Linked DNA regions of Homo sapiens: region 1 is linked to region 2. A link is an interaction called in ENCODE POLR2A ChIA-PET data of the cell type or tissue named here. Cell type or tissue: B cell. All regions are shown on one strand. Each heading gives the region's core, and the rest is flanking DNA. Links, peaks and the distances in the headings are about the cores only.

Region 1 (13,075 bases), core at 7,195-12,194, 260 kb before region 2:
TCTTGAAGTAGTAAATTCATAACCATATGCATTTGTCAAAACTCACTGAACTGTACATTCCAAAGAGCAAACATAATTGTATACAATTTTTTTAAAACCTCAGCCAGGATGTCAGGAGTTCCAAAAATGGAATGCAGACTGTGACAAATAGATCTAACTATATTATAAATATATGATATAACCTCACTGAAGGAGATGGGGCTAACCTAAGAAACAAAAATGGTGTTTTGACTGGGTACTATAAGGATAAAGACAAAAAGAACTGACATAAACACTGTACTCTGCTTGGTAAATTTCTTTCTCACAGTGGTATGGGTTAGCAATTCTGAAACTACTTCATTGTACACTAGGGTTAAATGAGTAAGTAAATTGTAGATAATGAGATTCAGGTTTTTTACTGTCAGTGAAAGAAGTTACAAATAAGGCAAGAAAGCTAGGATAAACCCCATGGTACTGGATTAGAGTCAGAGATATCAGTATGAACTCATGTTTATTTTAATATATATGTAAATAGATAAATGCAGAAATAAGTATAGATATGTATGCATTATAAATAATCAGTTATTACAGAGAAATATATATTCTAGCCGTGTCCACTGAAAAGTCCTAGAAACAGTAACACCTCAGTAGCAATGAGCGCATCCAGATCTCGATTTCTAAATTGCCAATCTCCAATAAAAGGAACTAGGGCTCCTTGGAGAAATGGCTGCCTATCTAGGGTTGGGGCAGAGAGCCAGAAAGTAAGGAAGTGTTCAAAAAAGAAAAAGAAAAAAAATGGGGTATGTGACCAGGAGCCAATCTGAAGGAGCTCCCAATGATCAAGGCTAGAATAATTTGAGTCACAGAATAAATAACAATAATATTGGATTATATGGATTATAACCCAAATAAAAAATTAAATACCCATCAGTCAATACTGATATAAATAAATCATTAAATAAATTAATGGTAGAGACAAATCTTCCTTACAAAAGAATTCCAAATAATTTATGTAGATACGTCCCCCTCTAAAAATGGAGCTTAATTCCCTCTCCTTCAGTATAGGCTGGACCTAGTGACTCACTTCCAAAGAATAGAATATGAAAAAAGAAAAACAGCAACATCAGAGTGGTGAGACTTGGCAACCACCACCTCAACCAAGTGATCAAGATTAACATCACCAGTGATAAGTCATCGTAATATCATGTAACCCCTGATATAATGTGATGAGAAGGGTACTTTACCTCTGGGGTATTCTTCTGCAAAACCCGTAAGCCCAGTCTAATCATGAGAAAACACTGGGAAAACCTAGATTCAGGGACATTCTAAAAATACCTGACCAATACTCTTCAAAACTGTCAAAGTAATGAAAAACAACAAAAAACTAAGAAACAGTCACAGATTAGAGAAGACAAGGAGACATGCTGATTAAATGCAAAGTAGGCCGGGCACAGTGTCTCACGCCTGTAATCCTGGCACTTTGGGAGGCCGAGGCAGGCAGATCACTTGAGGTCAGTAGTTCGAGACCAGCCTGGCCAACATGGTGAAACTCCGTCTCTACTAAAAAATACAAAAATTAGCCGGGTGTGGTGGCATGCACCTGTAGTCCCAGCTATTGGGTAGTCTGAGATGGGAGAATCACTTGAACCTGGGAGACAGAGGTTGCAGTGAGCTGAGATCGCACCACTGCACTCCAGCCTGGGTGCCAGAGTGAGACCCTGCCTCTAAATAAATAAATAAATAAACGCAAGGCAGTATCCTGGATTAGGTTCTGAAACACAATAAGGACATTACTGGAAAAAATGGTGAAATCTGAATGAAGTCTACCTATAGTTTAGTTTATGGCATTGCACCTATGTTCTCTGTTTTGAAAAAGCTACCATGGTTGTGTAAAATGCTAACATTAGAGGATGCTTTGTGTATACAATAACTGTCTGTCTAATCTTCCCAAGTTGTATGTAAATCTAAGGTTATTCCAAAATCAATTTACTTTTATAACCACTGTGTAGGCTACATATTCAGATCAGTGTCAACTGCTAGTCCATAAAGTCCATGAAAATGAGAAGCATATTAATGCTTTGATAGGAAAAATCAAAATAGAACTGGACTATGCATAGCATTAGTTTACGTGATTATGCCTAATTTTACATTTTGTGATAAAATGTTATTTGGCTTTTAAAACCCTCAGCAGGGGCCGGGCGTGGTGGCTCATGCCTGTAATCCCAGCACTTTGGGAGGCTGAGGCGGGTGGATCACGAGGTCAGGAGTTTGAGACCAGTCTGACCAACATGGTGAAATCCCGTCTCTACTAAAAATACAAAAATTAGCCGGGTGTGGTGGCACGTGCCTGTAATCCCAGCTACTCAGGAGGCTGAGGCAGACGAATCACTTGAACCTGAGAGGTGGAGGTTGCAGTGAGCCAAGATTCGCACCACTGCACTCCAGCCTGGGCAACAGAGCAAGACCGCGTCTCAAAAAAAAAAAAAAACCTCAGCAAGAAGAAATATAAAAACTATTGTACAAAATAAACACTTAAATGAAACTAGGCTCTGCTACAGTTTTCTTCTACTGGGGATAATAATAGTGTTTAGGGCAGCCATGGTTCTTAAGAAAGAAGTGATGAGAGATACCTGTTTTTTTAATAGATTGTCTTGGGTAATCTAAGTAGCACATCACTTGGAAAAGATACGTGAGACAGAAATAGAAAAAGTGAACTGTTCCCTAGGAAGGCAGCGCAGGATCATATATAACTTCATATCTAAATACTGGAAGGGCAACACAGTGTCATACATGAGTACATAGGGCCATATATAACTATTTATTCAAGATATGAGAACCACAGCTATAGTCAGGATTAAAAAATCACAATTCAGCAGTATACAGATTCTAAACTTTCTTTTCAACTTTAGAGATCATATTTTCTTTGGTTAACTTTTAATGAAGGAAATGAATACCATCACTAAAGAGTTTCTTAAACATATAGATTTCTGCTAATCAAAGAAAATCATAATGGAACCTAACTTATCAAACAGAATCACTTTATCTTCAGATTTTTCAGACCACTTTGGAACAAAGAAAACAAAATAACCAACTGATGGGATTCTGAGAAGATGGGAGTAGCAAGGGGCCCCATGGATTTTGTATCTTCCTTTATTCCCACATAAAAACAGACAAAGCAACTAGGTAACAAAAGATCCATGGACAGCCTTTACCAAAAAACTACTTAACAAAGTTTCCTACAAACCCCAAAATAAACGTGGATATAGACAAACCGCCAATAGTCAAAAGATCTGGGTGTCACTGGTGTTCAACTGGGAGGAAATTGAGGGAAGCCAGAGGAGTACAACACCAAGAGGACCTCAAAAGAGCCAGTGGGCATTCACTGGCAAATGCGCCAAGCCAATTACAGAACAGTAGTTGATACAAGGAGGGGTCTTCCCATTCCAATAACAGGTACCTGCCAGGGGCCTACGAGGGCTGAAAGAGCTGAGGCAGTCTGGACCTTTATTAATTCTCAGAACTGAAGAGTTGGGGCTCTCTTCCAGGATAGGGTCCCACACTGAGGAGAATCTGCTGAGAGGAGAATTAAAATTAAGTGACTAAGGAAAGAGGAGGTCCAGATAAAGAGCAGGTGAAAGTGGCAAGGAAAGAAAGGCAGGAAATCCGAGAAATCCAGCTGCCATATAGTTGAACAATGTCTGAAAATAGCACAAGAGGAAACCTTATCAAGTTAGAAAAGCTGTATAAAATCTCTTTCTAAAAGTTCAGCAACACTAAATTCATATTAAAAATGAACTACTGAGGCCAGGCGTGCTAGCTCATCCTGTAATCCTAGCACTTTGGGAGGCTGAGGTGGGAGGATCACTTGAGCCTAGGAGTTCAAGACTAGCCTGAGCAACATAGCAAGATCCCATCTCTACAAAATTTTTTTAAAAAGTCAGCCAGGCATGGTGGCACATGCATGTAGGTCCAGCTATTCAGGTGGCTGACGTGGGAAGACTGCTTGAGCCCAAGAGGTGGAGGCTGCAGTGAGCCATAATCACACCCCTACACTCCAGCCTGGGTGATAGAGTAAGACCCTGTCACAAAAAAGAAAAAAAGAGCAACTGAAAAGTCTCACAATTCAGATACATTACTAGAAGAAAAAAAAGGAGGAAAACGATCATGATAACATCCCGACAGAAAATGGAAGCACGTCAGAGAGCCATGCTCAAAAAAACAGTTCAAAACTATAACCACTTAAATCTACTGAAGGAACTAAAAGGCATTAAAAATGACATAAGATGTGAAAAAATAAACATCAGAAATAGAAAAACCCAGAAATAAAGTGAAAACAAGAAGTGACTGAAAAATTTAAAAAATCATTTTGGAAATGAAGATGAAACTAGAAGGAACAAGAAAATGAGTAAATATAACAAACCATGTCATTAAAAAAAAGCAAAGTTGAAATGAAGGATAATTTTAAAAATCAAAAAGAAATGACCTAAAAAACTAGATATGCAACTACCTTATGACCCTCAATTCCACTCCCCAGCATTTATCTTAGAGAAAAGAAAACTTAAGTTCACAAGAGAACCTGCTGTATATAAACATTCATAGCAGCTTTATTTCTATTAATAGACGGTTAAGCAAACTGATATATACAGGCAAATGGTTAAACAAACTGGTACATACATCCCATCACATACTTCTCAGAAATAAAAAGCAACGAACTACTGATGGACCCAACAACTTAGATGGATCTCCAGAAAATTACATTGAATGAAAAAAAGCCAGTCCCAAAAGGTTACATATTATACAATTCCATACTTCTATAACATTTTTGAAATGACAAAATTTTAGAAATGGAGGAAAGATGAGTGATTACCAGTGGTTAGAGAGGGGTTGGGGTGGGAAGTGACTGTGGTCATAACAAGGCAACACAAGGGATCCTTGTGGTGTTGCAGCTGTTCAATATCTTGACTGTGGCAGTGGATACAGGAACCTACACAGGTGATATAACACTGCAAAACTTAATGATACACATACATACATATACAAATGAATATACAAGTAAAACTGGGGAATATATCTATCTCAATATCCTAATTGTGATATTATGTATTAGTTTTGCAAAATGTTACCACTGGAAGAAACAACAAAGTGTATAAAAGAGCTCTGATTATTTCCTACAACTGCATGTGACTCTACAATTGTCTTCATATTTAAAAAACAAATGAAAAAGAAATGAACTAAATGCAACATGATATCCTGAATTGAATCCTGGAACAGAAAATGGACATTAATGGAGAAACTGGTGAAATGTGAACAACGTCTGGAGTTCAGTTAATATTAATGTACCAATGTTGGTTTCTTAATTTTGTACACTGCTAATGTCACATGTTAATCTTAGGGAATACTAAGCAAAGGATACACCAGACTTCTGCACTATCTTTGCAAATTTTCTGTAGTAAACTTTCTGTAGTGATCTGAAATAATTCCTAATAATTTGTTTATTTTTAAAAAATGTAAGAAATTAAGAGTTACATAGGATTTGCGAGAAACAGATAAATATTGAAGATAAGTAATGTGAATAACAGGATTCCCTGAAGAAGAAAAGCAAAGCAAAGAAACAGCACAAATATGAAAAACCATAATCCAAGAATATTTATTTGAAAATTTTTTTTAAAAAGATTTGAAACTACATCTTGAAAGAGCCCACAATGTACCTCAGAATGTCAACTCAGAATGACCAACAAAACACTCTAGTAAAATTACTGGACTTAAAAAAATCCTTTAGGCTTTAGGCTAAAAGATCATATGACCAGTAAGATAAAGAAAAAAAAGCACTAGATTTTTCAACAGCAATGTTTTTGCCAGAAAAAAAAAATGAGTTACAAATTTAAGATATTCAAGAAAAGAAAAAGTGAGCCAAGGATTCTATTTCTGGCAAACACAAACTTTAGATATAAAAAACACAGACAAAATGTTATGAACGAGCAAGAAAATTCATGAAATATGAATATTCCCTTAAGCCTTTCCTAAAGAATTTACTAGAGGCAAAACTTGAGGCAATCCAAATGACTAAAGAAACATCATTATAAGAACTAGTGGTGAGCATTAAATATACGGTTACTAACAGAATTAAGACTAAGTAAAGACTGGAGGAGAGACAGCATAGTATGTAATGATTATATGCTCTGACAATATATAGGACAACCATGAAAAAAAATCGGGAAGAATGTGAATAGCATATGCAAAAAATAAAAAATATTTTTAAACAGTTTTCAATAATTAAAAGTGGTTGTTGTCTACGGCCATACCATCCTGAACACACCCGATCTCGTCTAAAGTGGTTGTGGTGGTGATATTCGTATCATCACTCCTAGATTACTATATGTGAAATGTAGAATTAAAGCAAATGATAATTATGGATACACTAATTCTGTATTTTCAGTTATGAAAAGAAGATACAGATGTAATACAGAAGAAATTAAGAACCCCGAAATACAAACTAATCTTTGAATCTGAATAGGAACACTCAGTGTGAAATGACAATTCAGTATTTTATATTTGTTCACATATTTTCCTAGCTCTGTCCACCAAAAAGGCTTAAAAGTAATGACAAACTGAGAAGCAATGAATATCTCTAGTGCCTAGATTGGGGTCTTGAAATACTCTTTCCCATTTTTAAAAAAGTTTTTAAAAGAAGGTTTTCTTAGAGAAATGGCTAATTCCATTTCTAAAGTGGAAATGTACAAAATGATCCTGAAACATCTTGTCATACAAGATAGGAAGCTTTCAAAGGACACAGGTTCCCATTGGCTAAAAGGATAATTTGAATATGTATGAATAAGAATTACAGCACACTGGGCCATACTGTCCAAGGTAATTTATAGATTCAATGCCATCCCCATCAAGCTACCAATGACTTTCTTCACAAAATTGGAAAAAACTACTTTAAAGTTCATATGGAACCAAAAAAGAGCCTGCATAGCCAAGACAATCTTAAGCAAAAAGAACAAAGCTGGAGGCATCACGCTACCTGACTTCAAACTATACTACAAGGCGACAGTAAGCAAAACAGCATGGTACTGGTACCAAAACACATACATAGACCAATGGAACAGAACAGAGCCCTCAGAAATAACACCACACATCTACAACCATCTAATCTTTGACAAACCTGACAAAAACAAGAAATGGGGAAAGGATTCCCTATTTAATAAATGGTGCTGGGAAAACTGGCTAGCCATACGTAGAAAGGTGAAACTGGATCCCTTCCTTGCACCTTATACAAAAATTAATTCAAGATGGATTAAAGACTTAAATGTTAGACCTAAAACCATAAAAAACCCTAGAAGAAAACCTAGGCAATACCATTCAGGACATAGGCATGGGCAAAGACTTCATGACTAAAACACCAAAAGCAATGGCAAAAAAAGCCAAAATAGACAAATGGGATCTAATTAAACTAAAGAGCTTCTGCACAGCAAAAGAAACTACCATCAGAGTGAACAGGCAACCTACAGAATGGGATAAAATTTTTGCAAACTACCCATCTGACAAAGGGCTAACATCCAGAACCTACAAAGAACTTAAACAAATTTACAAGAAAAAAAATAACACCATCAAAAAGTGGGCAAAGGATATGAACAGACACTTCTCAAAAGAAGACATTTATGAAGCCAACAGACACATGGAAAAATGCTCACCATCACTGGTCATCAGAGAAATGCAAATCCAAACTACAATGAGATACCATCTCACACCAGTTAGAATGGCAATCATTAAAAAGTCAGGAAACAACAGGTGCTGGAGAGGTTGTGGAAAAATAGGAATGCTTTTACACTATTGGTGGTAGTGTAAATTAGTTCAACCATTGTGGAAGACAGTGTGGCAATTCCTCAAGGATCAGAACTAGAAATACCATTTGACCCAGTGATCCCATTACTGGGTATATACCCAAAGGATTATAAATCATGCTACTATAAAGACATATACACATGTATGTTTACTGCAGCACTATTCACAATAGCAAAGACTTGGAACCAATCCAAATGTCCATCAATGACAGACTGGATTAAGAAAATGTGGCACATATACACCATGGAATACTATGCAGCCATAAAAAAGGATGAGTTAATGTCCTTGGCAGGGACATGGATGAAGCTGGAAACCATCATTCTCGCCAAACTATCACAAGGACAGAAATCAAACACCGCATGTTCTCACTCATAGGTGGGAATTGAACAATGAGAACACTTGGACACAGGGCAGGGAACATAACACACTGGGACCTGTTGGAGGTTGGGGGCTGGGGAAGGGATAGCATTAGGAGAAATACCTAATGTAAATGACGAGTTGATGGGTGCAGGAAACCAACATGGCACATATATACCTATGTAACAAACCTGCACGTTGTGCACATGTACCCTAGAACTTAAAGTATAATAAAAAAAATACAGTTAATCAAAATTAATACCTCTAGGAATACAAATTATAAATACACATATTTCCATGGAAAAATTATAAAATAAGTCACCAATGCTAAAACACCAGAAATAGTTGCTATTAGAAAACTTTACCAAATTGTCAAAAATGAGATAATCTAAGTGCTACAGAAGTTGCTGTTTATATTGCTCCAAAACATAGAAAAAGAAAATGAAAAATTACAAACCATCTCCCTATGAATACTGATGACAACATTCTAATAAATTTTAATTAGAATATTAAATAAAATATTAGCAAACTAAATCTGACTAGATACTGAAAAATATTATCACCAAGTGGATTTATTCTAGTAATTCAAATATCATTAATTATTATGAAATCCATTATGGAAACCCATACCACTACCACATGAGTTTCTGATTGACCCTCCCTAGAAAGGAGCGTGCCCATCAGCATCCTACTGAATATCATTGAATATCATAGCAAATGAGGAACACATACACATGAACACAGGATAATAATGATAATATTAATGGCAACAATTGAGAAACATTTAATTTAAATGCAAAGTGACTGTACCACTTTATATACTCTTTAATCTTAACAAAATCTGTAAGATAAGTATTATCATCATCCCCATTTTATAGAGGGAAACTGACACTCAGAAATTAAGACATTTCAAGGTCCCTCAGTTAAATATATAATACAATAGCAGTCAGGCAGGGTGGCTCACGCCTGTAATCCCAGCACCTTAGAAGGCTGAGGTGAGAGGATGGCTTGAGCTCAAGAGTTCAAGACCAGCCTGAGCAACATAGTGAGACTGTCTCTACAAAAAAAAAAAAAAAAAAAAAAATTTAATTAGCTGGGCATACTGGCATATGCCTGCAGTCCCAGATATTCGGGAGGCTGAGGCAGGAGGATCACTTGAGCCCAGGAGTTTGAGAGTGCAGTCAGCTATGATCACACCACTGCACTCCAGCCTGGGCAACAGAACAAGACCTTGTCTCAAAAAAAAAAAAAAAAAAATTAAAAAGATTGATAGAATAAAACAAAAAGCTATTTAAAGGAAAAATAGATTACTTTTCTCACATAACCATTTAAAAATATGTACATTTTAAGAAAGGAAAGACTAATATTTAAATGAGATAAAAATCTGAGAGAGTGCTAGAGATGTACTGTTCAGGCAGGACAAAAGGAGTCTCTCATAGATTGATTCAACAGTCTCAGAGATCCACAGGAAAGCAGGTGACATAGTGGGAAGAGCACCAAACTGGAAGCCAAGGAACTGAGTTTTCCGTCCTGGCTCAATAAGAAGCTGCATCATAGTGAGTAAGTCACCTTAAAGCGTCAGTTTCCTCATCTTAAAATGAAGACTAACAAGGACCATTCTAATGCCCCCTACTCTACAGCTGTTGACATTAAAGGAATAATCTGGAAATGTAAATGGAAGGGCATCTCACCCACAGTTGTAGGCTTTTGGTAGCTCAAAGGTTGGGAACTACAGGGCAAGAAAGCCAGTAAGTAGCCATGCTTAAGCTAAATGAAGAAAGATGGGTACTCCCCTCTATTAGGCTCACTGAGGACAGAAATGGGCAAATGTATAGATAAAAATTAATAAAGGGGAAAATATTCATAGTCATAGTCATAAATCTATGTATGTATATGTATATATACATATGTATACGTGTATGTATATATACATATGTACACGTGTATGTATATATACATATGTACACGTGTATGTATATATACATATGTACACGTGTATGTATATATACATATGTACACGTGTATGTATATATACATATGTACACGTGTATGTATATATACATATGTACACGTGTATGTATATATACATATGTACACGTGTATGTATATATACATATGTACACGTGTATGTATATATACATATGTATACGTGTATGTATATATATACATATGTATACGTGTATGTATATGTATACATATATGTAAAGATTAATAAAGGGGAATAGTCATATTCATAGTCATAAATTCATGTAAGGAATATGTATGACTGTTGGACAATGTTCTTGCTGTTATTTTATAAGGCACCAAAATAATGAATAGCAACTAAGGAAAAGAATAAAACACAGAGCTTCATGCCAAGGCCAGGGATTCCATAAAACACTAAGGCAAATAAAACAATTCCTCAGTCTATGCTGGTCACAGCTTTCACAAACCCTGCCACAGGACCTTAACACTTATGTGTTGAAGTGGCACTCAGAATTAAGTAAGTTTTATTTTCTCCAAGTCTTCACTGTTATCAATGATTATTCTTATAACAACCACCTGGTGTTCAGCATTATGCTAGGAACTATAAAAATATAAAAAGAATTATAAAGCATGTCCCTAGCCACCGAAAACAGAACAATATGCACAGGAAAATAAGCAAAATAACTGAAGACAGTGAGTGCATGCCTGTGTATATATGCATATATGCCATCTACTTTGGAATTTAAATCACATTTTCCCACAGAAACACAGAGAAGGTGGTTAGGTTTCAGTTGAGGTGACTCCTCAAACTTATTTCATGCTTATTTAGTTAAGCCTCAGTAGCTGTCCTTAATTCCTTAAATCTCAAAGTGATTTTCAACCAAGTTGAGGGGCTAATGGGTAGTGCTGTATAGCTGGAAATAACACATTCGATATTATGACATAATTTTACAATTAGAAAATGAACAACTATTTTTCATGATGCAGAAGCCACTATTTTAATTAAATGAATTTGTAAGTGGTAGCTATAACATACATACACAGCGTGACCTGCCAAACACTGCTCCAATATCTTTACACATAACTTACTTTTCGTTATTTAACTCACTTTATTTATTTATTTATTTATTTATTTATTTAATGTTATTTATTTTGAGACGGAGTTTCACTATTGTCGCCCAGGATGGAGTGCAGTGGCGCGATCTCACTACAATCTCTGCCTCCTGGGTTCAAGCGATTCTCCTGCCTGAGCCTCCCCAGTAGCTGGGATTACTGGTACCCGCTGCCACGACTGGCTAATTTTTGGTATTTTTAGTAGAGACAGGGGTTTCACCATGTTGGCCAGGCTGGTCTCAAACTCCTGACTCCAAGTGATCCACTCGCCTTGGCCTCCCAAAGTGCTGGGATTACAGGCATGAGCCACTGCGCCCGGCCTAACTCACTTTATTCTTAAAACAACCGCAAGAGGGAGTACCGTCAATATTCCCAGTTTTAAGGTGAGTAAACTAAGGCAGAGGGATGTTAAGTAATTTCCCCAGTCACATAGTTCGACAAAGCTTCTTGGTGGGTGAAGATACACAGAAAATATTTTATTTTCTGAATAATCTCATTATCCAATATTCTTTACTCGGGTTGAAAACAGAATGAAGGGATAAAGGCACTATGTTAATAGTTAGGTAAGTACTTTTTTTTAAAGCAGTAAGTAAACTAAAATGATTCATATTAGTATGGCCCCAAATAATTCCATATTGTTTATACCACAGACAGGTTCACACAAGGGCCCTAAGATATATATACATGGATGTTATATATATATATATATATATATATATATATATATATATATATGGATGTTACATAACAAAACATGTTATGTATGGATGTTACATAACAAAACAAAAATCCATGTGTGTATATATATATGTATATATGTATATATGTATATATATGTGTATATATGTATATATGTATATATGTGTATATACGTATATATGTATATATATGTGTATATACGTATATATACGTATATGTCTATATACGTATATATATACATATATACGTATATATATGTATATATATACATATATACACATGGATGTTATATAACAAAACACTACAGCAGTGTTTTGATGGCTAATGACTGAAAATCTAAATGTCCATCAATGGGGACAGGCTAAATACTATTTTTATATTTTTACAAAGGACTGCTGTGTAGCCATGGAAAGGATGAGGTAGTTTTATACCCATGGATATTGAAAGTGCCTAATATACAGTACTAAATGGCAAAAGCATGTGTATTAGGATTCCACTTGTGGGAAAGACAGAAGGGGGTATATATTATCATGTGCTTTATTATGATCAGAAAGTTTCTTAAATATAACCAAGAAATTATTTACAGTGCTTACTTCTGGGAAGTGGGGAATGGAGATGGGTAGATCAGTAGATAGAAAAGAAAAAGACTTTTTTTACATTGTATCCTTCTGTATTAAATTTCCTTTTATCAAAAGCATATAGCTGATTTTAAAATAGCTTAATTAAAAATACAGCAATATAGAGCTTAGTCTCCTTTTACATAATGGTTTCTAACCACAGACTGGTATGTAATGATCAGTGGTATTCCTAATAGTAATTAACCTAGAGAAATTAATGAATGATTTATTTTATAAACAAGGATAAAGTCAACATCCCTTTAATTAATCCATTAATCAAAGGGAGAAAAAGAAAGGGGGCCTATAAAACTCAAGCAGAAGGTTGAAAAAAATCTTCTAAAGATCATGTTTAAGAAAGGCTGCATCCCAGAGTCTGGATGCCAGAAATGCCAACGACCTTCTTGAAAAACAAGGAAGTATCTTTACGTGATTGTCAAATTGGGTTGGGAGGTCCCAAGGTGTGGACAAGGCTTTTTAAAAACTTCATTCTTTTACGTTTA
Region 2 (13,075 bases), core at 3,198-8,197:
ACCAGCCCTGAACGTGGAGCCAAGAAACCTAGGTTTAGTCCAGGGCCCACTGCTAACAGGCTGTAACAAGTAATTGTGGAAAAATCTCCCTCGACTTCACTTCCCTCAGCTGTGAGGCAGAAGGAGATGGGGCAGGAGAGATCAGAGAGTCTCACTGTGGCTGTGGCCTACTGCTGGGCATGCCTGGAGGTTCTCCAGTAAGGAGGGCCAGTAACTGCTCTAGGGATGAAAGCCGTTTCTCCAGTTCTTAGGGAAAAAATACGTTTCCATTTCAAAAATGTCTATCTTTAAGTCCTACAGAGGGCTGTTTACCACTATTAGGTGAACTATCAAGGGTTACTAAAATTTGGTCTTATTTTCATTTTTCTCCTCTCTAATCCTTTTTTAACTCTCACTAGAAAGTGGGAGCAGGTTGGGGAGGTGGGATGTGATCAAAGAAGTTCAAGAATCACTGACATGTTTCTTGAAGCTTCCTTCTGCATCTAGAATTTTGATTTGCTGAAATCGAGTCAGGCAGATGTGAGCTCCCTCAGCTTCCTCCCTTACATCTTAATCATCCTCCACATTTTAATGACTTCCTTTCTGTCTTCAGAGGCCAGGCTGCTTCCCTTTCCCTTCCGCTCCCTTTCTAAGGCCAGTTCTTTCCTTGTAGGGCTGAGGCCACTCCTACCAGCTTCATCACTCATCAGTGACCTCACTTCTTAATGCTTCACTTTACTCATTTGATATTAACCTTGGTTCTTTGCTTATAAACATGTTTAGGATTACCTTATTCTACAAACACCAACAATAACTCCTTACTCCTCTAACCAAAGAGCTTTCTTTAATAACTCATGCCCTTCCATGCAATTCTTCTTGTCAACAAACTTCTCAGGACAGTCTACCCCAGTGACTCACTTTGAAAGTGACCTCATCGGCCCAAGTTCAGGGATCTTTGTAATCTACATTTCTTGATTTTACTAGTTTTTTAAAATGAACCTAATCCCTCAGGAGAAACAACTCTCCCGCAGAACCTCCATTTATTAGTTTACTAATAAGTGGTGCACTTATCATTTGTGTTAGCTTTGTCCCCAGTCTTGCCTGCTTTTAGTGCCCCACGAACCTAGGGAGTCTAAGCAGGCATCTTGGGCGGGTTTTTCTTATCTCATCCTGCATATTATTACTCCAGTGACAGTGATTTCTCCATGGCCTCCTCCCTAAGATCCCTGAAAGGTAGGGGGCCCCACAGTCCAATGCTGCATCCTCCACGACTTTTCCCCTCCTACGGTGTCTTAGCCAATCCCACAGTGATCCACCTACAGAGGCTGTGGCAGTCTCTGCTGTAGGAATGCAGACTCTCACAAGTCAGATGAACATGGATTCAACTCTGCAAAACCACTGCTACTTCCTAGCTGTGGGGCTTTTCTGACCTTTGGTCTCCCATCTTTTAAAAGAGATGACTTCTGCCTTCTAGGGTGGTTGTGAGGATTCAGTGAGGAAACGTATGCAAGGGGACTACACATCAGACATCCAATAAAAGTTAGTTCTCTTTTCCTGTAAGACAGCAACCTCAGAGCACAGGCCTGAAACCAGACTCAGGCCACCGACTTTCTTCACATTGTAGATCAGGTTTTGTTTCTATCTTAATAGGTCATTCATTATTTTTCCCTTAAAAAATTTCCTTTCAAATGGATCAAACTGATAAAGGTGGTTATCTCTGGGTACTCAGATGAGTCATTACATTTTCCTGAATTTCTCAAATTTCCTACAATATAGTACTTTATTTAGATCATCTGGAAGAGGAAATGTTATTGAAAATAGAAGCCAAAAAAAATTAAAAACCTTCTATTTAAAGCAGTTGGTGCTATTCCATCTATTTGACCAAGAAAATAACTTTATAGAATAATTTTGTATTATTTTGCCTTTACCATGTATTCTGTAGCCAACATTTTTTAGGGCATAATTCTGTTATAGCTCTGTTTTAAAGGATCAGATGTTAGTCCAAAGGAAGATCACATTGAAAGCAAGATCATCTGCTCCCTCTTCCCTTGCCCTAACTCAAGGATTCTCAAAGTGTGGCTCCTCTACCAGCAGCAGCACATCACCTGGAAACTTTTGAGATAAGAAATACAAATAAAGTTCTAAGCCCCCAAATGACTAACAGACCCCCTCTTGGCCAAGGGGACCCCAGAGAAATCTTGGAAGCTAAGTTCATGGCCATGACGGGATGGGAGGTCAGACTCACCTCATTATATCCCCTCTCACAGTGACCACCCCTTTCAAAAGACTCCACGTGGATAATGTCAATTACTAGTTTATCTTCCCAGGTACAGAACAAAGGCAAGATAAGGTCTAATTCTTCTTTTCCCCTTTTCTAATATTCACCTTATCTTATGTAAAATATAGATTTGCTGGGCACTAACTAAAGTTTCACAAGTATATAATCATTTGTTTCATTGCTGCCTCCCACTTCTTAAGGAAAATGTATAAATACTAAACCTCCTGGGAACCTCTTTGAAAAAAAAAAACAGCCACAGATGCATCTGTGACTTATGTTTTTTCCCTGGGTATGCCCTCAAGCTAGCTCAATAAACCTCAATGATCTGAGACTTATGCCTCAGTCACTCATTTTGATTGCCAGAGAAATAAAAATTCTCAGGTCCTGCCCCAGACAGGTTGAGTCAGAAAACGGAGATGGCAGCCAAAAATTAAGTTAAGGAGGAAAAAAAAAAAAAAAGAAAAAACAGAAATCATCCCTACCTCCTGACCTCTGGAGAGGGGAGAGTGGCTGAAGGTGACTTGATCACTGATAGCCAATGACTTAATCAATCATGCCTATGTAATGAAGTCTCCATAAAAACCCAAAAGGACTAGGTTCAAGGAGCTTCCTGGCTGCTGAAGACGGAGGTCCTGGGAGGGTGGCACACCTGGAGAGGACATGGAAGCCCCTCCCCGCTCCCACATACCTTGCTCTATACATCTCTTCATTTGGCTGTTCACTTGTATTCTTTTAAATATTCTTTGTAATAAGTGGGTAAACATAAGTAAACTGTTTCCTTAAATTCTGTGAACTGCTCTAGCAAATTAATTGAACTGGAGGAAAGGGTCATTGTAACTCCCAGTTTATAGCCATTTGCTCAGAAGCACAGGTGACAACCTACTAGTTGCAACTGCAATTAGCATCTGAAGTAGGGGGCAGTCTTGTGGGACTAAGCCTTCCACCTGTGGGGTCTGGTGCTATTTCCAGGTAAATAGCATCAGAATTGAGTTAAATTATAGGACATTCAGTTGGTGTGCGCTGAGTAATTCCTTTTTGTGTGGGGAAAACACACACACACTTGGTGTCAGAAGTATCGAGTGGCATGTGAGAATAGGAAAAAACAGTTTTGTTTTCCTTTACAAGTGGCCTTCTCTCTTACTGGCTTATTTAAACCACTCGCTCCAGCCCACCTTATGTCTAAATGAGGTCAGTGCTAGGAATGAAGATCGAAGCACAGGTACATCAGGGCTGCAGAGGAAATGCCATCAGTAGGCAGAGCTATCTGAGAGATGCTTTAGGCAGCCTGAGGAGTGGACAGGCAAATGTCCTTCCATGTGGCTACCTAGCCTCCCCAGGCATCATTTTCAGGGCTGAGGCTAATGTCCTCTGTCCCTATGATGGGAGAAGGGCATGGAGGAGAACCTGGAAGAATCTTTGACCTGGCACTTGAAGCTGATCTGCTTGACGTCCTGGTCCCTAATCCACTCCATTCCACTGCTTGTCTGTCCCCTCTCACCTTCCTCAGGACAGCAGCAGTGGGCAGGACAGCAGGGACAGCGGATATAGCAGCAGCAATACTGAGGACAGCACTGGCACCAGCACACTCCAATCAGCAGCAGGAGGAGGAGGGCTCCCAGGATGATGAAGATCACTGTCAGCCAGTCTGCAGGGGAGAAGCCAAGCAGGGGTTGAACTAAATATTCAGGGGGAGGGAATACTTCCAGTTCTGATATCCTAGAGGTCTCATAAACACAGCTCTTGACCTACAGGTTAAAGTTGAGCAATATACTGGCAAAAAGGTAAAAGTTTAGCTTTGATAAGGGAACTTTAGAGGTTGATAATCCAATGACAAGAACTTAGGCTTGCTTATTTCTGGTTTTTTTTTTTTTTTCCTGTGAGTAAAAGTGTTACGGCAGTGAGGGTGACTGAATAGAAAGCTCCAGTAGCACTTACGTAGGACGATGAGCTTTACTTCCTTATCGGGGTCTCCTGATGTGTCCCCTGGAGCCTCAATGGTGCAGTAATACACTCCATGGTCCCACCACATCACTTCATTTATCACGAGATCTGCTCCTACACAGTAAGGAGGGAGAAAGTGCCAGTGTCAGAGGAGAGAGCACTGGTTTCTAACCCATGACACCCTCAAGACCTGGGCAGCATGGCAAGACCTTGTATTTACAAAAAATAATAAAAAAAAAATTATCCAGCCATGGTGGCATGTGCCTATAGTCCCAGCTTCTCTGGAGACCGAGGTGGGAGGATCGCTTGAGCCCAGGAAGTTGAAGCTGCAGTGAGCTATGAGTGTGCTAATGCACTCCAGCCTGGGCAACACAGTGAGACCCTATCTCAAAAAAAAGTTAAAAATAAAATACTGTTTAAGTTGCCAGTATATGGGGCTTTTACTTACTCGCAATCAAACCTAATCCTAACTGGTACACTGGAAATGATTATTTAGCTGCATTTCAGATGAAGAAAATCAAGACTCAAAGGAACTGGCCTAATAACATGGAGACAATGCTCATCAGAGGTAGGTTCAAACCCACATCTCTCTGCCTCAAAGCTGGTACTCTTAACCACCAAGCTTTCCTGTCTTCTCTAAATTGGGTGGAAAAACTCCACATTCTGGGTCCCTTATCAGCCTAAAATGAGCAGTTATCTCTGGATCCTGAAGGACAGGTATGAGATGAACTTGAATAAAGATAAAATGCCAGTATTTTAAAAGTAAATGTAACTCAAGAAGAGTTTCAGTTCTAGTGGGCACTCAGGTTTTTTGTGTACCTCCATTAGGATAGATGAATGGTTTATATATATATTTGCTGTACATTCATTTTTTTTTTAATTTTAAGGTCAGGGGTATATGTGCAGGTTTGTTACACAGGTAAACATGTGCCATGGCGGTTTGCTGCACAGATCATCCCATCACCTCGGTATAAAGCCAAGCATCCATTAGCTGTGCTTCCTGACGCTCTCCCTCCTACATCCCCACACCCTCCAACAGGCCGCGGTGTGTATTGTTCCCCCCATGTGACCATGCATTCTCGTCATCCAGCTTCCACTTATAAGATCATCAGGGTGGACAGACAACCTACAGAATGCGAGAAAACTTTTGCAATCTATCCATCTGACAAATGTCTAATATCCAGCATCTACAAGGAATTTAAAATGAATGGTTAATATTTATGTTCAAGTTTAGCAAAGTCAATAAATATTCACTAAAGCCCTTTTGTGGGTCCAGCATTATGTCAGGCACCGAGGAGATGTAAAGAGAAACAAGACCCTCTTCTGTCCTGAAAGGGTTTAAAATCCAGTCAAAGGCATCAGGGCAGCCTCCGTGTGAAGTGCAGCGGCAGGCAGTTCCAGCTCCCCCACCCACAGTAAATGCCACGGAACCTTAGCATTACAGACTTGCTCCTGCTAGGTTGGTGGTAATATCTGCAATTCTTTATTATCTGTTTGTCAAGAAATGTTTATTGAGGAAATGAAACAAAAATGCAAGGTCACGCACCAGTGGACCTAACTTTGACTTCTGTTTCCTTCTCTTTCTACGTCAATATCTACAATTTTTTTCCTACCCGCTATTTTCCAAACCCACTACCTTTCCCAGAAATAAGCTTACCCCAGACTTGGAAAAATGATGAAAGTGCTTTTAAAAAACTCCCCCTCAGGGCATGATGTGTATTGTAAATCTGCTCTAATTTTTATTGGTGACATAAAGAGTATTTTAGGGGTGTCAGAGTAAGAAGAGTTTTCAGATATGTTAATATTTTAAAGGATCTAAGGACTGATTTGACAGGGTCATCTCAAATGATGCAGGCATAGGCAAAAAAGTGTCAGAAAACAAGGGCTTCAGGAAGTCACAACAAGCCTGGAGACAGAAATAAAAACAGAGGAGAATACTAATGCATTCCTGTGGTAGTAAGAATGAAGCAGGGTTTGAGCCAAAGGTGGCTGGGAGTGGGAGTAGTGGAAGGTATTTACCTTCACGTTTTTAGAAAAAAAAAAATAATAAGAGCAGGGACTAGCTACTATGGGGATTTCCATCCTTCAGAAACTGTTCAGGTAATTTGCTAATTAAAGAGGCTTGAAACTTTGAGGTCAGATAAGAACAAATTCTGCTGGCTTTGGAAAAGGCAGAACCACCTTGGATCTTTGAAGATGCCCCTGAAGACTAGAAAAGAAGGACAGATGTACCCTAAAACTGAGGGCTGGCTTGGGGAAAATCAGATGCCGAATGTAAAAAAAAAAAAAATCAGACTTAAGTGTTATAGACAAAACTGAAAGCAATTATTAAACTGGTTCCCCTTAAGTGACCTACCTTTAAACAGTCAGAATATTCACTGATTCCTTGATATTGTAGCGATGGCCACCATGAGTGGCCCACTGGGTGTATTCTTCCCTTTTTCCCCTTTTAACTAACAAATATTTATTTAACACAGCACATAAAGCCCATTGAAATAGGCTCTGAATTATGTGCTACTCTATGGCAGCAACTGTGGATTACACAATAGAAATATGAGGAGCTAAGCTAAGCCATTTATCCAAAAGTACACGGAGTGATAACTAATGCTTACTGCCCACTTCCTGTTTGCTAAATGCTTTATACATATTACCTTAGTCCCCACAAATCTCCATGAGCTAGGTACTATGGCAAGTCCCATTTTATAGAAATTGAGGCTGAAAAAATTGGAGAGGCTTGCCCAGGTTCATATACCCTGTAAATGCAGAATTGGGATGCACACCCGCACCTGACTCCAGAGTCAGGGCTCTCACCACTACTCCCTGCACTGGGCACAGAGAATAGATAGGCTTTAGACACAGCTCTCACATAGCGCGCTAGATATTCACTTTGGAGTAGGGAGGAAGATACCATGATGCCTGTCGTTCAGATGAAGAAACAGAAGCCAAAGAAAATAACTGATCACTGGTCACTGAGCTAGTGAGAGGAAGCACTAGGATTCTCACTTGGGGCTTTTTAGTCCAAGCCCAGTGTTCTTTCTTCTATCAGTGGAGGACAGTGGTCTCAAGGTGGTCATCTGCTCAGAGGACCCTATTTCCTTCCATGTGAACAACAGGAATAGCCGGAAGGAAACTCAGGGACCTGGGGTTTCAGTAGGCCCTGAGAGCAATTTGTGGAAGGAATCAAAGAAACCTGATCCACAACTTAGCCCTGAATCTCAGGAAAGCAAAGGGAACCATTCACCCCTAGACCTTTAGCCAAAGCTATAGATAGCAACAGAACAACCTCTGGTCCAGAGACCAACTTCCAGGGAAGTCACTTCAGCTGGTGCAGCACATTCTATGAAGCTGGCACTTTCCTCAAACAATGACAGTGACCAAGTAGACCAACAGGCAGCAGAAAGAAATGGGAAATCCCATGCTGACTCAGCCTGCCAGGCCTGGTGTCTGCACCTCCCCCCACCCCCAGTTCCCCTGACACCTCCCCCGCACTCACGGTTCTGGATGGTGATCTTGCGCTGCCGGTAATCTACCCCCAGCACGGGCTCATTCTGCCCCCGCCGCTGGGCCACTATGCGAACTTCCCGCTGGTTGTCGTTGCAGTCATTGGATGGGTCCTGGCCCAGGGATAAAGCTGCCTGGTATGCTGAGGAGAGAGGGCACACTAGAGTCACACAGCAATAGGGGGTTCCCACAAAAAAAAGGTTCCCTTCCTGCTCCGGGCGTGAGACACAGTGAAGTGTCTCAATTTTTCCCAAGACTATTCATCCCTTGGGACTCTTGTTAATCACGAAGATCCTGATTCTGCAGGTCTAGAGTGGGGTCTGAGATTCTCATTTCTAATGAGAATCTGTGTGATACCAGACACCACATTTTGAGCAGCCAGACTCCTGACCATCATTTTCATGCCGGCTCTACTCCCCATCTCCTATTCCAACTTCCTTTGTCTCATTTTCAGAGTCACCCCAGCCTCTCTCTGCTCCCATGGAATTCATCCACCTGCCCTTAAAACATAAGGTCACATGCCTGTAGTCCCAGCTACTCGGGAGGCTAAGGCAGGAGAGTCACTTGAACCCAGGAGGCAGAGGTTGCGATGAGTTGAGATCACGCCATTGCACTCCAGCCTGGGCAACAAGAGCGAAACTCCATCTCAAAACAAAAACAAAAACAAAAACAAAAACAAACAAACAAAAAAAAAACCAAAACAGAAAATATAGGGTCTGAGAGCTGTTAAATCTGCCCCTGGCAAATGCCTGCTACCCTAGCCTCTCCTCCCTGGCCACTTAACCCAGGCATTTTAAGAGTAACCCCCAGGAAACAATGCCTCAATTTAGAGAGGAGTCTTTTGGGGACAATGGCAGACTCAGTGGGTGGCTCAGACAGCTCTTGAGGTTCTACTCAAATCATATTGTGAGACATTAGCTCAAGGGCTCAAAAAGGTGAAGACTAATGCCTCCCTCTCCATTTGCTTCTTCTCAGGAGGCTCACTTTTCCCTATGAACAGGGTGTCTACTTCTATTCTCAAAATCTCCAAAAAATTAATTGTCTTGGTGCTAACAGTGGGGTGGTTCTAGGTTCCTTTGTTCTTTGAGAGAAGGCAGAAATGGGCAACTAGGAAAGGGCTCTGATCCAGACAGCACAACCCATATGCCTGGGGCAGTTGTTACTGAAAGGCAGGACTGGCCAACTCTAAGGAGGAGTTGTGTAGCACTAAGAGACTTCCCACAGTTAAAGGGCTGCCTGGGGGGGCACTGGAGGGCTTAGTCAGCAGAGGAATGACCATCTTCCCGAAGGCATACTGAAGAAGGGAATATAGCAAGGAGCAAGAGACTTCACAAATGACCACTCATCATTTGTGCTGAGTGTAGAGTCTTCTTGCCTGCATTCTAAGGTGGTGGGGGTGAGGGGAGGCGGGCCTGCATCATCAGCTCAGCACATTGGCATGGAACCAGGAATGGACAGGGAGGCAGGACTTTTCCCTAATGTTTAAGTTTCTTTAAATTTTTTTGAGAACAAAGCAGGAAAAAATTTTAAAATAAACTAGTATGTGACCTTGAATACATTATTTCATCTACCTGGGCTCCGTTTGTTTATCTATAAAACAGAGGAACTACATTAGGTGATCTTTGTGTCTTCTCCTCACTACCAAGATTTGTAATCCTAAATAATCCCTCAACCCTAACCGCAGTATGTCACAGAGGTGTCTGGGACCCACAGAGGGCCAAGGGGGTAAGGATACTCACACGCTGAGTAGTAGTCAAAGATAGGGTCCTTGCAGAAGGACTTGAAGCGCCATGTCACCACCACGTCCTGGAGCTGGGCAGAGGTGGTGTAGTCACATTTGAGGATGATAGAGGCAAACAGGGTGACATAGCGTTCTGTGTGCTGGACCGTCACAAGCAAGGACAGGCACCCTAAAGCCAAGAGCAGGAGAAAATGCTGAAGGTGACCTACTCTGCTCATGGGTAAGAAAAACAATGCAAATGGGCAAAAGATATTGCCTGCCATCCTGCCTGACCTGGCTAGGAGCTCACAGACAGAGTCTGGGTTCTTACTCACCTGGGCAGGCTATGGGTGGGGTGGGGTGAGAACGCACTCAGCAGCCTCAGAGGGACATAGGAAGAAAGGAGTGAGGAAAACTCCCAGGAATTTACAGTGCATTAACAGTGATGACATATCCAACAACAATATAAGGATTGTATCAAAATAAAGCCACATTTGTACAGAAGTGACACTGCTAATATATTTTTTTCCTCACATCATGTCTCTTCTTAAAATGGTTTCCCGTTTCCTAAGGATAAAGTTCAAGCTCCCTAACCAGGCCTACGAAACCCGTTAGGTCAGCCTACTGCCCTTCTCGTCTGCCCCGTGTCCCTTCACGTCCCATCGAGGGGTCAGCCATTCTGAGCTTTCTTCAGTCCTTCCCATGCTAAGACCATTCTCTTCTCCAGGTGCAGCTCTTTCAGCCTGGAGCACTCTTCCACATCACCTGCCACTGCTCCACTCTCTTCCCTGGGCTAATTATGATTCGTGCCTTGGGACCTCAGCTGAACAGGGTTTCTACTTCTGTCTACCCCATAGACAGGGTTCTGTGTCTGTAACCCTACCTTCTCCAGCAGCCCTCCTGTCTGCAAATCTGGGAGAGGGGCCTCCCTATTTTTTTCCTAAGTGCGCCAACCTACCCCTAGGCAGCACTTTTCATGCTTCTTGTTGATGGTCTGCTAACTGTGGGCTCAGAGAAAAACGCAGTCGGCCTTCTCAAAGTCATTGCTCAAATACCAGTGCCCAGTACTGTGCCTGTCACCTACTTGGCACCCAACAAATGCTTGTTGAATAAATGATGGAATGAATGACTAAGAATATATTAACCAGTGGAAATTCAGCAGTACAGGCAGTGAGCATAAGCATAGAGCAAATAAAACAGATGTGACAAACTGGATCAAGAAAGACTTGAAGAAATTAAGAGGAGATTTTTCCTTTTAAAAAATGTCCTCTCCCTACCCTCCAAACCTACAGGCATACTTAAAGCTCCAGGTGTGCCTTGATAAGGGATTAGGTAGCACCAAAATGTCAGGTGGGACTTTGGCACAGTCAGGGGTCCAGACATAACCAGCACCTTGGAACATTCCTATGTTAGTTTGGTTTCTAGGCCAAGTTGTGAAGGGGTTCTCTAGTGGGAGGTTTAGTGTGGAGCACTAGTACTCAAACTTGAGTATGCATCACCAGAGGACTTGTGACAGCCCAGATCACTGAACCCTATGCTAGGAGTTTCTAGTTCCGTAGGACTTGGGTGAGGCCCAGAGACACGCATTTTTTATTTCTTTTCTTTTCTTTTCTTTTCTTTTCTTTTTTTTTTTTTTTTTTGAGATAGAGTCTCGCTCTGTCACTCAGGCTGGAGTGCAATGGCACGATCTCAGCTCACTGCCACCTCCACCTCTCGGGTTCATGGGATTCTCCTGCCTCAGCCTCCCAAGTAGCTGGGATCACAGGCGCCTACCATCACACCTGGCTAATTTTTGTATTTTAGTAGATGCAGGGTTTCACCATGTTGGCCAGGCTAGGCTCAAACTCCTGACCTGAAATGATCCACCCGCCTCAGCCTCCCAAAGTGCTGGGATTACAGGTGTGAGCCACTGCGCCCGGCCTGAGCCACTGCACCTGGCCTTCTTTTTTTCTTTCTTTCTTTCTTTTTTTCTTTTTTTTTGAGATACAGTCTTGCTCTGTTGCCCAGGCTAGAGTGCAGTGGCGCAATCATGGCTCACTGCAACGTTGACCTCCTGGGTTCAAGTGATCCTCCCATCTCAGCCTCCCAAGTAGCTGAGACTACAGGCATGCACCACCATGCCTGACTTTTTAAATTTTTAGTAGAGATGAAGTCTTGCTATGTTGCCCAGGCTGGTCTTGAACTCCTAACCTCAAGCAATCCTCCAGCCTCAGCCTCCCAAAGTGCTGGGGTTATAGGCGTGAGCCACTGCACACAGCAATTGATATAAATTTCTAACTAATTTCCAGGAGATGCTGATGCTACTGCTCTAAGGACCATACTCTGAGAACCACTGGTGTAGACTCAATTTAAAACACACACACACACACACACACACACACACACACACACACAGGCTTTAGATTCAGATACAGCTGGGTTCAAATTAAACTTTAATATTTACTTGAATTTTGGACAAGTTATTTACTCTCTCTCTGAGCTAGTTTCTCAGCCATGAATGAAGATGATGATAGTGCTAGCCTTATCAGGTCCTTGCAAGAATGCAATGAGATAATCTACTGTCCTTGGCATGAAGCCTTGCACATACACTGCCACATTAGTGTCAGTATGTGAGTCTCTTCCTTTTTTTCCCCTTATTACGAGGGCCAAGGAGAAAGAGGTTGGAGTTGGGGTTTTCTCCAACAGAGTTTTCAAACGGAGCCACCTTCATTTTGACCAAGGTACTCCCACAAACAAAACAAATGTAGTTATTATCCTACGGAGCAGCTAGGTGGGCCTGTCTTGAACGCTAGAGCACATGATTCTTGGGTCCTGCCTGACCTACTGGTCACAGCCCTTGTAAGACTGTCCCCTTAAACTTCTGATAGGCACCTGCATCTGGGTTTCTCACATCCATAGACAGACAGCAGAATGCTGCTCAGGACAGGCACTCACAGAAATGACCTGACCACCTATCTCCAGGACTGGGCTGTGATGCAGATGCCCCATGGCAGATGTGCTGGATAGAGACTCTGCGGCAGTGCAGGCGAGAGCTGTGGGCAGGAAGACTTCATGAAAGGAAATGATTTAACCTAGGCTCCAAGAAGCAGGTAGAACTAAGATCACGCATGAGAAGTAGGAAGAAGGCAGAGAAACTCATTGTTTCAGTAAGCAAGAAAGGAGGGAGCAAAGAGCCTTATTAGGAAGGGGCAGTTACTTGGGTAACCTGGGGGAAACCAATCTAGCTGTGTCTCCAGCTTTATGGAAAACAGAGAAGATAAATAAGGCGGGGCTGGTGGTGGTGAGTGGGAGGTGGGGCGATGGGGTGAAGTCTAAATCACAATCCAGTTCAATTTCTTGTCCATGGATCATCACTGAAGTCTTTTCTGAAGAACAGTAATACAGTGAAAGTGGTGTTTTTAGGAAGATAGATGACTTCCCCACTCAGCTGTAAATGAAAAAAAAATATATATCATTTTAAAAATAAACCTTGAGTGGTTTTGGGAAAAAAAGCTGCTGTCTCCGTAAGCTGTAGAGTCCCAGAAATCAGGCCAATTAGAATGGAAGGGCCGGTGACCAGCATCTCAAGCCTAACATGGCTTTCTTAATCTAATTTTTGGTTCTTGTTCTTTCTCTGTGACTACCCCTTTGTGTGTTTTTTGTTTTTTGTTTGTTTG

Evidence for each region. Peaks named below come from ENCODE experiments on the same cell type or tissue, not always from the same donor. Only the 100,000 strongest peaks of a DNase experiment are listed, where the experiment ranks them.
Region 1: POLR2A ChIA-PET joins it to region 2 with 6 read pairs; 3 of 35 experiments call an interaction of 5 or more read pairs at or near these places.

Annotation. Positions count from the first base shown.
Region 1 is chr3:121,735,200-121,748,274 of GRCh38, forward strand. The region is part of intron 1 of GOLGB1 (golgin B1); the gene reads right to left. Among named protein-coding and RNA genes, the nearest start is that of GOLGB1, 8.0 kb to the right of the region's middle. In B cell, for the core only: a CTCF peak has its summit at 11,650; no DNase peak of the experiment used is centred there.
Region 2 is chr3:121,997,553-122,010,627 of GRCh38, forward strand. ILDR1 (immunoglobulin like domain containing receptor 1) reads right to left here. Exons shown (of 8, transcript NM_001199799.2): 2 at 9,439-9,609; 3 at 7,692-7,841; 4 at 4,193-4,312; 5 at 3,756-3,902. Among named protein-coding and RNA genes, the nearest start is that of ILDR1, 18 kb to the right of the region's middle. RefSeq lists enhancers at 1-83, 7,541-7,660, 8,360-8,861. In B cell, for the core only: a CTCF peak has its summit at 6,012; DNase peaks (open chromatin) are centred at 5,729, 6,379 and 7,669; H3K4me3 peaks cover 1,735 bases; H3K27ac peaks cover 2,021 bases.